Regions from separate parts of the Homo sapiens genome. Here region 1 is linked to region 2. A link is an interaction called in ENCODE POLR2A ChIA-PET data of the cell type or tissue named here. Cell type or tissue: GM12878. All regions are shown on one strand. Each heading gives the region's core, and the rest is flanking DNA. Links, peaks and the distances in the headings are about the cores only.

The links. ChIA-PET counts read pairs that join two places held together with the same protein. Peaks named below come from ENCODE experiments on the same cell type or tissue, not always from the same donor. Only the 100,000 strongest peaks of a DNase experiment are listed, where the experiment ranks them.
Region 1: POLR2A ChIA-PET joins it to region 2 with 7 read pairs; 6 of 35 experiments call an interaction of 5 or more read pairs at or near these places.

What each region holds. Positions count from the first base shown.
Region 1 is chr14:23,968,631-23,976,353 of GRCh38, reverse strand. DHRS4 (dehydrogenase/reductase 4) reads right to left here. Exons shown (of 8, transcript NM_021004.4): 8 at 7,075-7,597. The coding sequence ends at 7,483. It also overlaps a transcript of DHRS4L2 not described here. Among named protein-coding and RNA genes, the nearest start is that of DHRS4L2, 16 kb to the left of the region's middle. RefSeq lists a silencer at 6,290-6,339. In GM12878, for the core only: no CTCF peak of the experiment used is centred there; no DNase peak of the experiment used is centred there; H3K4me3 peaks cover 555 bases.
Region 2 is chr14:24,122,828-24,131,094 of GRCh38, reverse strand. It overlaps FITM1 (fat storage inducing transmembrane protein 1), which reads right to left and starts at 436. Exons shown (of 2, transcript NM_203402.3): 1 at 1-436. DCAF11 (DDB1 and CUL4 associated factor 11) reads right to left here. Exons shown (of 15, transcript NM_025230.5): 14 at 8,018-8,124; 15 at 5,853-7,920. The coding sequence ends at 7,786. In GM12878, for the core only: no CTCF peak of the experiment used is centred there; no DNase peak of the experiment used is centred there; H3K4me3 peaks cover 531 bases; H3K27ac peaks cover 736 bases.

The sequences.
Region 1 (7,723 bases), core at 2,724-7,723, 160 kb after region 2:
TTATTCATATGTCTGTTGGCTGTGTAAATGTCTTCTTTTGAGAAGTTTCTGTTCATACTTTTTACCCACTTTTTGATGGGGTTATTTTTTTTCTTGTAAATTTATTTAAGTTCTTTGTAGATTCTGAATATTAGACCTTTGTCAGATGGATAGATTGCAAGAATTTTCTCCTATTCTGTAGGTTGCCTTTTCACTCTGATGATAGTTTCTTTTGCTGTGCAGAAGCTCTTTAGTTTAGGTAGATCCCATTAGTCTATTTTGGCTTTTGTTGCCATTACTTTTGGTGTTTTTATCATGAAGTCTTTGCCCATGCCTATGTCCTGAATGGTACTGTCTAGGTTTTCTTCTAGGGTTTTTATGGTTTTAGGTCTTACATTTAAGGCTTTAATCCATCTTGAGTTAATTTTAGTATAAGGTGTAAGGAACGCATGCAGTTTCAGCTTTCTACATATGGCTAGCTAGTTTTCCCAGCACCATTTATTAAATAGGGAATCCTTTCCCCATTGCTTGTTTCTGTCAGGTTTGTCAAAGAGCAGATGGTTGAAGATGTGTGGTGTTATTTCTGAGGCTTCTGTTCTGTTCCATTATTTCTGAGGCCTCTGTTCTGTTCCATTGGTCTAGATATGTTTTGGTACCGGTACCATGCTGTTTTGGTTACTGTAGCCTTGCAGTATAGTTTGAAGTCAGGTAGTGTGACGCCTCCAGCTTTGTTCTTTTTGCTTATGATTTCCTTGGCTATACTGGCTCTTTTTTGGTTCCATATGAAATTTAAAGTAGTTTTTTCCAATTCTGTGAGGAAAGTCAGTGGTAGCTTGATGGGGATAGCATTGAGTCTATAATTTACTTTGGGCAATATGGCCATTTTCATGATATTGAGTCTTCCTATCGATGAGCATGCAATATTCTTCCATTTGTTTGTGTCCTCACTTATTTCCTTGAGCAGTGGTTTGTAGTTTTCCTTGAAGAGGTCCTTCACATCCCTTGTAAGTTGGATTTCTAGGTATTTTATTCTCTTTGTAGCAATTGTGAATGGGACTTCACTCATGATTTGGCTCTCTGTCTATTATTTGCATATAGGAATGCTTGTGATTTTTGCACATTGATTTTGTATCCTGAGACTTTGCTGAAGTTGCTTATCAGCTTAAGGAGATTTTGGGCTGAGATCATGGGGTTTCTAAATATACGGTGAAATCATCTGCAAACAGAGACAATTTGACTTCCTCTTTTCCTAATTGAATACCCTTTATTTCTTCCTCTTGCCTGATTGCCCTGGCCAGAACTTCCAATACTATGTTGAATAAGAGTGGTGAGAGAATGCATCCTTATGCTGGATTCGGTTTGCCAGTATTTTATTGAGGATTTTTGCATTGATGTTCATCAGGGATACTGGCCTAAAATTTTCTTTGTTTTGTTGTGTCTCTGCCAAGCTTTGATATCCGGATGATTCTGGCATTATAAAATGAGTTAGGGAGGATTCTTTCTTTTTCTATTGATCGGTATAGTTTCAGAAGGAATAGTACCAGCTCCTCTTTGTACCTCTGGTAGAATTCGGCTATGAATCCATCTGGTCCTGGACTTTTTTGGTTTGGTAGGCTATTAATTATTGCCTCAATTTCAGAAGCTGTTATTGGTCTATTCAGCAATTCAACTTCGTCCTGATTTAGTCTGCAGAAGGTGTATGTGTCCAAGAATTTATCCAATTCTTCTAGGTTTTCTAGTTTATTTGCATAGAGGTGTTTATAGTATTCTCTGATGGTAGTGTGTATTTCTGTGGGATCACTGGTGATATCCCCTTTATGATTTTTTATTGTGTCTATTTGACTCTTCTCTCTTTTCTTCCTTATTAGTCTTGCTAGCAGTCCATTTTGTTGATCTTTTCAAAAATCCAGCTCCTGGATTCATTGATCCTTTGAAGGTTTTTTTTTTAATGTCTCTATCACCTTCAGTTCTGCTCTGATCATCATTATTTGTTGTCTTCTGCTAGCTTTTGAATTTGTTTGCTCTTGCTTCTCTAGTTCTTTTAATTTTGAGGTTAGGGTGTTGATTTTAGATCTTTCCTGCTTTCTCTTGTGGGTATTCAGTGCTGTAAATATCCCTCTACACACTGTTTTAAATGTGTCCCAGAGATTCTGCTACACTGTGTCTTTGTTCTCATTGGTTTCAAAGACCATGTTTATTTCTGCCTTCAGTTTGTTATTTACCTAGTAGTCATTCAGGAGCAGGTTGTTCAGTTTCCATGTAGTTGTGCAGTTTTGAGTGAGTTTTTCAGTCCTGAGTTCTAATTTGATTGCACTGTGGTCTGGGAGACAGTTTGTTGTGATTGCTGTTCTTTGGCATTTGCTGAGGAGTGTTTTACTTCCAATTATGTGGTCAATTTTAGAATAAGTGTGATGTGGTGCTGAGAAGAATGTATATTGTGTTGACTTGGGGTGGAGAGTTCTGTAGATGTGTATTAGGCCTACTTGGTCTAGAGCTGAGTTCAAGTCCTGGACATCCTTATTAATTTTGTCATGTTTTCTGTCTAATATTAACAGTGGGGTGTTACTGTCTCCCATTACTATTGTATGGGAGTCTAAGCCTCTTTGTAGGTCTCTAAGAACTTGCTTTATGAATCTGGGTTCTCCTGTATTGGGTGCATATATATTTAGGATAGTTAGCTCTTCTTGTTGAACTGATCCCCTTACCATTATGTGATGGCCTTCTTTGTCTCCTTTCATCTTTGTTGGTTTAATGTCTGTTTTATCAGAGACCAGGATTGCAATCCCTGCTTTTTTTTGCTTTCCATTTGTTTTGTAGATCTTCCTCCATCCCTTTGAGAGGTGGCAGTGTGCTGGCAGCCCTCGCTCACTCTTGGCACCTCCTCAGCCTCAGCACCCACTCTGGCCACGCTTGAGGAGCCCTTCAGCCCGCCGCTGCACTGTGGGAGCCCCTTTCTGGGCTGGCTGAGACTGGAGCTGGCTTCCTCAGATTGCAGGGAGGTGTGGAGGGAGAGGCATGGGCGGGAACTGGGGCTGTGCGCAGCACTTGCAGGCCAGCACGAGTTCTGGGTGGGTGTGGCCTTGGCGGCACAATGCACTGCAGAAAGCCACAGGGACCTCTGCCCTTGAAAGCAGGGTATTGTCCAAGGTTTCTCCCCATGTGATAGTCTGAAATATGGCCTCATGGGATGAGAAAGACCTGACTGTCCCCCAGCCTGACACCCATAAAGGGTCTGTGCTCTGGTGGATTAGTAAAAGAGGAAAGCCTCTTGCAGTCGAGATAGAGGAAGGCCACTGTCTCCTGCCTGCCCATGGGAACTAAATGTCTCGGTATAAATCCCGATTGTACATTTGTTCAATTCTGAAATGAGAGAAAAACTGCCCTATGGTGGGAGGCGAGACATGTTTGCAGCAATGCTGCCTTGTTATTCTTTACTCCACCGACATGTTTGGGTGGAGAGAAACATAAATCTGGCTTACGTGCACGTCCAGTCATAGTACCTTCCCTTGAACTGAATTATGATGTAGATTCTATTGCTCACGTTTGTTGCTGACCTTCTCCTTATTATCACCCTGCCCTCCTACTACATTCCTTTTTACTGAAATAATGACGATAATAATCAATAAAAACTGAGGGAATTCAGAGACCGGTGCCGGTGCAGGTCCTTGGTATGCTGAGCGCCGGTCCCCTGGACTCACTGTTGTTTCTCTATACTTTGTCTCTGTGTCTTATTTCTCTTTCTCAGTCTCTTGTCCCACCTGACTAGAAATACCCACAGGTGTGGAGGGGCAAGCCACCCCTTCAAGCAGTAGCAACCCGCTTGGGTCCCCTTCCACACTGTGGAAGCTTTGTTCTTTCACTCTTTGCAATAAATCTTGCTGCTGCTCACTCTTTGGGTCCACACTGCCTTTATGAGCTGTAACACTCACCGTGAAGGTCTGCAGCTTCACTCCTGAGGCCAGTGAGGCCACGAACCCACCAGGAGGAATGAACAACTCCAGACAGGAGGAACGAACAACTCCAGACATGCTGCCTTAAGAGCTGTAACACTCACTGCGAAGGTCCGCAGCTTCACTCCTGAAGCCAGCAAGACCACGAACCCACCAGAAGGAAGAAACTCTGAACATGTCTGAACATCAGAAGGAACAAACTCCAGACACGCTGCCTTTAAGAACTGTAACACTCACCGCGAGGGTCCGCAGCTTCATTCTTGAAGTCAGTGAGACCAAGAACCCACCAATTCCAGACATACCTTCATTTTGGGCCTATGTGTGTCTTTGCATGTGAGATGGGTCTCCTGAATACAGCACACCATATGGGTCTTGATTCTTTATCCAATTTGCCAGTCTGTGTCTTTTAATTGGGGCATTTATCCCATTTACATTGAAGGTTAGTATTGTTATATGTGAATTTGATCCTGTCATGACGTTAGCTGGTTATTTTGCCCATTAATTGATGCAGTTTCTTCATAGCATCAATGGTCTTTACAATTTCGTATGTTTTTGCAGTGGCTGGTACCCGTTGTTCCTTTCCATGTTTAGTGCTTCCTTCAGGAGCTCTTATTGTAAGGCAGGCCTGGTGGTGACAAAATCTCTCAGCATCTCCTTGTCTGCAAAGGATTTTATTTCTCATTCACATACGAAGCTTAGTTTGGCTGGATATGAAATTCTAGTTTCAAAAATCTTTTCTTTCAGAATGTTGAATATTGGTCCCAACTCTTTTCTGGTTTGTATGGTTTCTGCTGAGAGATCTGCTGTTAGTCTGATGGGCTTCCCTTTGTTGGTCACCCAACCTTTCTCTCTGGCTGCCCTTAACCTTGCTGAGTCTGACAATTATGTGTCTTGGGGTTGCTCTTCTCAAGGAGTATCTTTGTGATGTTCTCTGTATTTCCTGAATTTGAATGTTTCTTTTTTATTTTTTTGTCTCTAATCTTGTCTTCTCACTTTATTTCATTAATTTTATCTTCAATCACTGATATCCTTTCTTCCACTTGATTGAATCAGCTATTGAAGCTTGTGTATCCTTCATGAAGTTCTTGTACTGTGGTTATCAGCTCCATCAGGTCATTTAAGCTCTTCTCTACATTCTTCATTCTAGTTAGCCATTCGTTTAACCTTTTTTTGAAGGTTTTTAGCTTCCTTGTAATGGGTTAGAACATGTTCCTTTAGCTGGGAGTAGTTTGTTATTACTGACCTTCTGAAGCTTAACTTCTGTCAAGTTATCAAACTTATTCTCCATCCAGTTTTGTTCCCTTGCTGGTGAGGACTTGTATTCCTTTGGAAGAGAAGAGACGTTCTGGTTTCTGGAAGTTTCAGCATTTCTGCTCTGGTTTCTCTCCATCTTTGTGGTTTTATCTACCTTTGGTCTTTGATGTTGGTGACCTATGGATGGGGTTTTAGTGTGGATGTCCTTTGCTATTCTGATGTTGATGCTGTCCTTTGCTGATGTTGATGCTATTCCTTTCTGTTTGTTAGTTTTCCTTCTAACAGGCCCCTCAGCTGCAGGTCTTTGGGGGTTTGCTGGAAGTCCATTCCAGACCTTATTTTCTTGGGTATCAGTAGAGGAGGCTGCAGAACAGCAAATATTGCTGCCTGATCCTTCTTCTGGAAGCTTTGTTCCACAGGGGCACCCACCTGTATGAGGTGTCTCTCCGCCCCTACTGGTCGGTGTTTTTCAGTCAAGCTACATGGGGGTCAGGGACCCACTCGGGGAGGCAGTCTGTCCGTTATCGGAGCACGAACTCCGTGCTGGGAGAACCACTGCTGTCTTTAGAGATGTCAGGCAAGGACACTGAAGTCTGCAGAAGCTGTCCGCTGCCTTTTGTTCAGATATGCCCTGGCCCCTGAGGTGGAATCTGGAGAGGCAGTAGGCCTTGCTGAGCTGCGGTGGGTTCCGCCCAGTTAGAGCTTCCCTGCAGCTTTGTTTACACTGTGATCATAGAACGCCTACTGAAGCCTTAGCAATGGAGGACTTCCCTCCCCCACGGCCCCGTTAACTGATGCAGTTTCGGCCCCCCGCCCCCCACCGCCCTCTCCACCCTACCTGTCAAGCTCCAGCTCCAGCGGAGGATGCTCCAGGGACAGCGATGTCAGGACTGAGATGCAGGGGCTGCCTTAGAGTCTGGATGCTTGGGGTAGCGGGGTGTGAGGCACCGGGCCGGGGTGCAGGGCCGGAAGGAACGTGCTGGATCTGGGATGCTACCAGACGGGGCGTCCCAAAGACCGAGGCAGTCCCGTACCTTACAACTCTCAGATGAGCTCCACGGTGGGCTTGGCCACCCTGACCCCTACTGCCGAGGCTGCTGCAGAGGAGCCGCCGCCACCCACACCGCTGTGGAGCAGCCGCACATGCTAGACTCCGCTTCAGTAAAGCCCGGGCGGTGAGGGCTGCCGCAGAGGCGAGCCCGCTCCAGACAGTGGCGGTTGCGTGAGCGCCCCTCCCCCCACCGGGCCTTGGAGCGCGGGCTCCCACGCCGGCCCGGAGAGCTGCCCGACTGAGCATGCGCGTCGCGCTGCCGAGCCTCCTGAGAGCCCGCGGGCTGGCGCCGACCTTTCTTGCCGGCTCCGGCGTGAGAGGCCCGTCGGCGTGAGAGGCTCAGCGTGTGTCGCCCAGTGTCAGTGCCTTTGGGGCGGGGGACAGCGTCCCCACTTTCCTTCTACTGAATCCTCGGGCCCGTGGGCAGAACCCATTGCTTTTGTTTGTGGGCCTGGGTACCTTGCAGGGCCTTTCTCTATTCCCCACCGGCTCAGGACCCATCCAGCTTGTACTTGCTGACTCGGGAGGGAACTCGGGTCGTAGGGCCATGCGGGGAGAGGACCTGGCCTGATCTGGGAGGCAAGGGGCGGGGAGGTGTTAGAGAGTTCATCCTTCCCCACTCTCTCCGGGCTCGCGCTGCCTCGGGGATTCCCGTGGCGTCCTGGGAGTTCCCGTGCCACCTTCCTTCCAGCTGGCAGCTCTGCAGACACCTCCACCCGTGAACATCACGCTCAAGTTCTGGAGACAGGGAGGAGGGCTGGGGGATCCAGAGATCCAGCCTGAATAGACTTCTGCTCTCTGCTCAGCTAAGCACCCAACACTGAGAAATGAACAGGTCAATTGGATTCAAAGCCGCGCAATCATCTGCATTTTATTTGCACCTCATTTGCAAGTTGTTAATTTGCAACTCTGCTCCTTCCACTCCAGGTTCCTTCTCTCCCATCACCCCTCAGATTCCCCAGTGGCCCGGGAAAAAATATCTTGGTCTTTGCCAAGGTAGACTCAGCCTTGTCAGCAGGCCTGTCCTGTGTTCTCAGGGGAGGCCTTTACCCAAGGCCACAACAACAGCAGAAATCCCGAGTAAGACGCCACCTTGACGGCAGGGAAGGCTGGATCTTTTCACAGGGCAGAACTGATTTGATGAGGTGAACAGTAAGGTGAGCAGAGGTGGGAAAGGCCAGTGGGTGAATGCGGGAACAGCACCAGGAGCTAGAGCCCAACTCTGGCCTGTGGGCTGTCTCCCGGTCCTCAGAGGCGGGACGGGGTTCCTCCACCCACCACCACTGTTTCCCCAGTGATGTAGCTGGCATCTTCAGAGCACAGGAAAGACACGATGCCAGCACAATCCTCTGGCTCGCCTAACCTGGGGAATAAGGGAAGCAAGGAAGGAGGTAAAAATCAAACAGTTCTGCCTCCCTCACCTGGGACACAGGGAGTTAAATTTGCTTAATCAAGAATTATCAGATGGCTTTTTCAGGGTCAGTGTACA
Region 2 (8,267 bases), core at 1-5,000:
TTCTCCTGGGGTTCTGAGCACAAGAGCCCACCAACAGCAGGATGCAGCAAGGTGGCTGTGCACAGCACTGTGGCCATCATAGGCCTTGGGAGGCAGATCAGCATGGGTATCCACTTCAGTGCCCTGTGACCCCAGCAGCTTGGCTCTGCCCTAGTTCCTGTCTGGATTGAGGGTCTCTAAGGGACTAGTTTGGCCCAGGGCTGCTGTATAAACTGGCGGTTTCATCTGTTGATCACGTTGACCCTCAGATCCCTAAAGATTAGGTTTACTCCCAGGTGACAGAGGTAGAGGAGACCCTAAAAGGGCAATTGCCAGACAGGAGTCAATTGAAACCTTAAGTTCCATCCTCCAACCAACTACCCTGGGCCTCAGGGCTCTCCATATAAGCCTGCCCTCCCAGTCTGACTGCTGAGGCGGCGACAGCAGGGCAGTCAGCTACCTATCCACGGAGAGTGCCTGTTAGTCAGTAACTGTTTCGAGATCACTTTTTCTTTCTTCCTCATTCCTCAAAACCAGTGGTGGGATTTCAGAGCACAGCGGAAGTAGTGAAAGGAATGAGCAAGCAAGGACACCTGAGTTCTGGGCCCAACTGTGTGACTTTAGGAAAATCAATGAACCCTCTTCAGTCCTCAGTAAATCAATTTCCTTTATAAACTGATCAAGACAGATTGGATAATCAATCAGATTCCTTCCAGATCCTAAAGCCCATACCTTGGAATAGTGACCTTCAATGAACCCTATAAAAGAATTTTGAACTAGGCTGGGCATGGTGGTTCACGCCTATAATCCCAGCAGTTTGGGAGGCTGAGGTGGATGGATCGCCTGAGGCCAGCCTGGCCAACATAGTGAAACCCCGTCTCTACTGAAAATAAAAAAATTAGCTGGGCACGGTGGCGGGCGCCTGTAATCCCAGCTATTCTGGAGGCTGAGGCAGGAGAATCGCTTGAACACGGGAGGCGGAGGTTGCAGTGAGCCGAGATTGTGCCATTGCACTCCAGCCTGAGCAACAACAGCAAGACTCCGTCTTAAAAAAAAAAATTCTTTCCACTCATTTTTATTTATTAAAGTTTTATGATTTATTTTTTTGAGACAGTGTCTCACGCTTGCCCAGGCTGGAATGCAGTGTGCTATCACGGCTCACTGCAGCCTCAAACTCCTGGGCTCAAGTGATCATCTGCCCTAGCCTCCTGAGTAGCTAGAACTACAGGAATGCATCACCATGGTTGGTTATTTTTTATTTTTTGGCCAGGTGTGGTAGCTCATGCCTGTAATCCCAGCACTTTGGGACCAGCCTGAGGAGCCACAGGAGTTCGGGACCACCTTGAGCTGGTCTCACACAGTGAGACGCCGTCCCTACAAAAATTAAAAAAATTAGCTGGGCATAGTGGCACGTGCCTGTAATTCCAGCTACTTGGGAGGCCGAAATGGGAGGATCACTTGGGCCCAGGAGGTTGACATTGCAGTGAGCCGTGATGGCACTATTGCACTCCAAGCCTAAGCAACAGAGTGAGACCTTGTTTCAATATTTATTTTGTAGAGACAAAGTCTCACTAAGTTGACCAGGCTGGTCTTGAACTCCTGGCCTCAGGTGATCTTCCTGCCTTGGCCTCCCAGAGTGGTGGGATTACAGGCATGAGCTACCATGCCTGGTCTCATTGTGGTTTTAAATAGTTGCAAAGGACATAATTTCTAGTGTATCATATACTGACATTTCAAAATAAATCCATTATATCACTGTTTCAAATGTATCCAATGAAATGTAAATACTACAGTGATTAGATACTTCACCTTTATCCATTAAAACATGACAAGATTTTACATCAGAAATTATATTTCCATTCTACTCCCTCACAGAATTTATCCTAATATGTTTTTATGCCTGAAAGTCTTTTATTGACCATTTATCACATTTCTCTGCAAGAAAAGTAACTCAAAAAATTTAATTTTTTGTTTGTTTGAGATGGAGTCTCACTCTGTCGCCCCGGCTGAAGTGCAGTGGCACGATCTTGGCTCACTGCAACCTCTGCTTCCTGGGTTCAAGCGATTCTCCTGCCTCAGCCTTCCAAGTAGCTGGGATTACAGGCGCCCGCCACCACCCAGCTACTTTTTTTTTTTTTTTTTTTTAGTAGACATGGGGTTTCACCATGTTGGCCAGGCTGGTCTCGAACTCCTGACCTAGTGATTCGCCTGCCTCGGCCTCCCAAAGTGCTGGGATTACAGGCGTGAGCCACCGTGCCCAGCCAAAAAATTTAATTTTTTATAGTTTCTGGGCCCAGTGTGGTGGCTCACACCTGCAATTCCAGTCCTTTGGGAGACCATGGCAGGAGGATCACTTGAGCCCAGGAGTTCTAGACCAGCCTGAGTAACATGGTGAAACCTTATCTATACAAAATATACACAAATTAGCCAAAGATGGTGGCACCCACCCAGCTACTCAGGAGGCTGAGATGGGAAGATCACTTGAGCCCAGGAATTTGAGGTTGCAGTGAGCAGTGATCACACCACTGCATTCCACACCACTGCACTCCAGCCTGGGCAACAGAGCAAGACTGTCTCAAAAAATAAAAATAAATAAAATAAATAAAATAGAAATGTCCTGTGACCATAAAGCCCTAAGAGTTAATTTTTTTCCTATGGATTCTATTTTCATTGTAACTGTTAGTAGTCTAAAATATATTATTAGTACATGAATACCTTAGTTTTTGGGGTTTTTGAGACAGGGTCACTTTCTGTCAGGAAAGTGAAACAGTCTTATTACTGACATGGAGAAAGTTTTAGTGGTCTGGGTAGAAGATTAAAGCAGCCACAACATTCTCTTAAATCAAAGCCTAATCCGGTGGCATGATTGCAGCTCACTGCAGCCTTGACCTCCCTGGTTCAAGTGATCCTCCTCTCGCTGAGCTGGGACTACAGGTGCAGGCCACGAAGTTTGGCTAATTTTTAAATTTTTTGTAGAGACAGGGGTCTCACTATGTTGCCCAGGCTGGTCTTAAACTCCTGGGCTCAAGTGATCCTTCTGTCTTTGCCTAAAGTGCTGGGATTACAGAAGTGAACCGCTGCACCTGTCCAGGAAAAGTTCTTAAAGGAAATTAAAAGGTACTACACTTCAGTGAACACATGAATGATACAAAAGTGAAATAGCCTTATTGCTGATATCAAGAAAGTGTTAGTGGTCTGGATAGAAGATCAAAGCAGCCACAACATTCCCTTAAACCAAAGCCTAATCTGGAGCAAGGCCCCAACTCTTTTTTTTTTTTTTTTTAAGAGACAGTGTCTTGCGTTGTTGCCCAGCCTGGAGTGCAGTGGCATGATCATGTCTTACTGCAGTCTCAAACTCCTGAGCTCAAGCAATCCTCCTGCTCTGCCTCCTAAGTAGCTGGGACTACATGTGCATGCCAACACTCACTATGTTGCCCACACTGGTCTCCAACCCTTGGCCTCAAGTGATCCTTCCATCTTGGCCTCCCAAAGTGCTGGGATTATAGGTGTGAGCTACTGAGCCCAGCCTATTCTCTTCAATACTATAAAGACTGAGAGTGGTGAGGAGGCTAGGAGAGGTTGGTTCATAATGCTCAAGGAAAGAAGCCACCTCCATAACATAAAAATGCAAGGTGAAGCAGCAAGTGCTGATATAGAATCTGCAGAAAGTTATCCAGAAGATCTAGCTAAGATCATTGATGAAGGTGGCTACACTAAATTACAGATTTTCAAAGCAAACAAAACAGCCTTCTATTGGAAGAAGATGCCACATAGAAGTTTCACAGCTAGAGAGAAGTCAAGGCCTGGCTACAGAGCTTCAAAGGACAGACTAACTCTTTTTATTAGGAGATAATGCACCTGGTAACTTTAAGTTGAAACCAATCCTCATTTACCATTCTGAAAATCCTAGGGCCTTAGGAATTATGCTAAATGTATTCTGCTGTGCTCTATAAATAAAACAACAAAACCTGCATGACAGCACATATGTTTGCAGCATGGGTTACAGAATATTTTAAGCTCACTGTTAAGATCTACTCCTCAGAAATAAAGATTCCTTTCAAAATATTACTGCTCATTGACAATGCACCTGGTCACCTACAAACTCTGGAGATGTACAGGGAGATTAATGTTTTCATGCCTGCTAACACAACATCCATTCTGTAGCCCATGGATCAAGGAGTAATTTTGACTTGCAAGTCTTACTTTTTTTTTTTTTTTTTTTTTTGAGACTGAGTCTTGCTCTGTCGCCCAGGCTGCAGTGCGGTGGCGCGATCTCGGCTCACTGCAACCTCCGCCTCCCAGGTTCATGCCATTCTCCTGCCTCAGCCTCCTGAGCAGCTGGGACTACAGGTGCCCACCACCACGCCCAGCTATTTTTTTGTATTTTTAGTGGAGACGGGGTTTCATTGTGTTAGCCAGGATGGTCTCGATCTCCTGACCTCGTGATCCACCCGCCTCGGCCTCCCAAAGTGCTGGGATTACAGGTGTCAGCCACTGCACCCGGCCAAGTCTTACTCTTTAAGAAATACATTTCGAACCCCGTCTCTACAAAAAATAACAAAAACGAGCTGGATGTGGGTGGTGTGTGCTGGTAGTCCCAGCTACTTGGGAGGCTGAAGTGGGAGGATCGCTTGAGTCCAGGGGGAGGCAGAGGTTTCAGTGAGCTGAGTGCACCACTGCGCCTGAGCGACAGAGCAAGACCCTATATCAAGCAAAAAAAAAAAAAAGAAAAAAAAAAACATTTCGTAAGACTGCAGCTGCCATAGTGATTCCTCTGATAGCTGTCGACAAAGTCAACTGAAAACCTTCTGGAAAGGATTCACCATTCCAGATGCCATTAAGAACATTCATGGCTAGGCACAGTGGCTTATGCCTATAATCCCAGCATTTTGGGGGGCTGAAGTGGGAGGATCGCTTGAGCCCAGGAGTTTGAGAACAGCTTGTGCAACAGGACGAAACCCCATCTCTACAGAAAACACAAAAATTAGCCAGGTGTAGTGGTGGGCATCTGTAGTCTCAGCTACTCAGGTGGCTGAGGTGGAGGACTGCTTGAGCCAGGAGAGGTCCAGGCTGCAGTGAGCTGAGATCATGCCACTGCACTCCAGCTTGGGTGACAGAGTGAGACCCCGTCTCAAAAAAAAAAAAACAAAACAAAACAAAATTTTTTTTTTCCCCAGAGTCTCACCCTGTGGCTCAGGCTGGAGTGCAGTGGTGCGATCTCAGCTCACTGCAACCTCCGCCTCCCAGGTTCAAGCGATACTCCTGCCTCAGCCTCCTGAGTAGCTGGGACTACAGGCGCCTGCCACCACACCTGGCTAATTTTTGTATTTTTAGTAGAGACGAGGTTTCACCATGTTGGCTAGGCTGGTCTTGAACTCCTGACCTCAGGTGATCCACTGCCTCGGCCTCCCAAAGTGCTGAGATTACGGGCATGAGCCACTGTGCCCAGCCTAAAAACAACATAACTTTTATATGCACTGGGAAACCAACAAAATTGACTCGCCTTATGCAATATTCACTTTATTACAGTGGTCTGGAAATGAACTCACAATATCTCCTAGGTATGCCTGTACAACAAACATTTTACATTACTTCGATAACATAAAATTATATTGTAAATGCATCTCTTACTGAGAATGGTCGGTCTGTGGGGCTTTGATCTAATGAAGCTATAAGGATACTAACAATTTGAATTTCTCTCTTAATTTGGTGCCCTGGAAGTAACACAGGTTCTGGGTGAGATGGGTAGCACCTTAGGTAACTTTATCACTTGGCAGACGGGGAATGAAAAGCGTGGATGGGAAAGGAGATCTGGCACGGGAGTTTCACACTAGGTAGATCAATTTGAGGAATGAGAACACAGAAGCCAAGGATCTGAACATTTATTTATTTATTATTTATTTTTGAGACAGGGTCTCACTCTGTCACCTAGGCTGGAGTACATTGGCACAATCACGGCTCACCGCAGCCTTGACCTCCTGGCCTTAGGTGATCCTCCCACCTCAGCCTCCTGAGTAGCTAGGACTACAGGCATGCGTCACCACATCTGGCTAATTTTTTTTTTGAGACAGAGTTTTGCTCTCGTTGCCCAAGCTTGAGTGTAATGGCATGGTCTTGGCTCACTGCACTCAGCTCACCTCTGCTCCCAAGTTCAAGCGATTCTCCTGCCTCAGCCTCTCAAGTAGCTGAGATTACAGGCACCCGCCACCATATCCGGCTAGTTTTTTTGTATTTTTAGTAGAGATTGGGTTCCACCATGTTGGCCAGGCTGGTCTCAAACACCTGACTTCAGGTGATCCACCTATCTCGGCCTCCCAAAATGCCGGGATTACAGGTGTGAACCACCGTGCCCGGCCTACTTTTTGTATTTTTTGTAGAGATGGGGTTTTGCCATGTTGCCCAGGCTGGTCTCAAACTCCTGGGCTCAAGCGATCCATCAGCTTTGGCTTCCCAAAGTGCTAGGATTACAGGCATGAGCCACCACACCTAGCTTGTTTATTCTTTTAAAACTGCCTATTTTGCCATGAAATAGGTACCCTTGCTGTGAAAGCCTGTGAACACCCCTGGATGTGTGTACCTTCATTTAAAAACTGCCTTAGAGGGCATGAAATGTCATCAGGGAAGATCTATTCCGAGCTGGGTGTGAGCTCTAGCCCTCTCCCTGACCATCGGTTTGCTCTGGGGTATGAGGTTCTGAGTGTGAGGCGCCCACTGGGGCCTGGCGTCAGGGCCGACTTGCTTCTCTTAGGCTCTGCGTTCAGGGGCTACCTCTTCCAAAGACTACACAGCTGCAGGCCCAGCCTCAGAGCAGAGGTGATATGGGTATTACCAGGCTCTAATGGAAAGTGTGCTCTCTCGATATCTACTTGCAGGGAAGCTTCTGAAATTGGTAAGGGAGCACCTATTGCAAGGCTCAGTGAACAAATGGTTTTGGTATTTCCCTTTTTCATGGGGCACCAGAAGGGTATTTTCTCCTACACAGGATCGCATCTGAAGACTTTGCTGAACTGTGTTTTCCTGAAGTGAGGAGATGAAAGACCTCAGATAGGAAAAACAGAGAGTGAGAGAGAGAGACAGACACTGAGCCAGGTTCCCACACAGTTTATTGAGGGAGCCAAAGCCAGTGAGAGGACGAAGGAGTCCTACTTCAACCTACTTCCTTAAAGCTGTGTGCCTCCAGCATGAAGGGACCTTCCCAGAGGGCAGGGCCTGCCCTATAAGGGGCCACATGAAGCCTTGTGGAGACTCCTGCCTCTCATACCACAGCCTGTCCTACCCTAAAGACCCAGACATGACAGCAGACATAATCCCCACCCCAGGAGGGTGCTGAGGAAACACCCTTACCCATGCCCCTCCCCTAGAGACCTCAGGAAGAAAGGCCAGGACACCTGTCCTGTGATTGGCCAGTTGAATCCTCAACGTGAAGACCTGGCAGGCCTGGCTGACAGGTCTGTTCAGATGTGGCCTCAGGCATCTACTCTAGGATCCAACCCCTAACATTCAAACATGATTAAAAACACCCAGGACACTTCTCTTGCTGGCAGAGGCCACACCCCAGATAATGGCAGTCCTGCCAAACTCTGGCCAGAGATAGGGACCCAAGCTGACTGGGTGTGAGCACGTAAGGAGACCACTCTGCCCCATGGGGAGAATCTTCCAGGGCTCAGCTGAGGCTCAGAGCCCAGGCTTATGTTATTCCCCATCAAATGCCAGTGATTCCTCCAAACATTCCCCACAAGGGAGAAAGGGAGGAGGAGGCAGAGAGCTTATCAAGAGGTTCACCCTATATGGGGCTGGAGGTTGGATCTACTGGGGTGAGGAAAAGGGTGTAGAGGATTGGGGCACTGGGGCAGGGGCGCTGGCACATTCCTCAGATTCTGGCATGTCATCCTGGAAGTACTCAGCCTGGCGGTACTGCCACAGACGCAGGTTCCCGTCCCACTGCAGGGCAGAGGGTGGCAAGCAGTCAGGATGTGCTGCCCCCACCCAAGTCCAAGCCCCAGACATGTGCCAGCACCCTCAACCCTTGCAACCTCACCGAACTGCTGACAATCTTCTCTTCAAAGGGGTGCCAACTGACGTCACGCACACAGGCCTTGTGGTTGGTCAGCTTCTTCACAATGTGGCCACTTAGAAGGTCGTACACTGTCCAGGACAGGCAAGAGTGGAGAGGGACCACCACAAGACATCTAAACTATCCCTCACCTCCCCATGAGTAGCACCACTGACCTGCCTCTCAGGCAACTTCCCATGTTCCCATGGGAGCAAAGCCCACACCAGAAGACTGT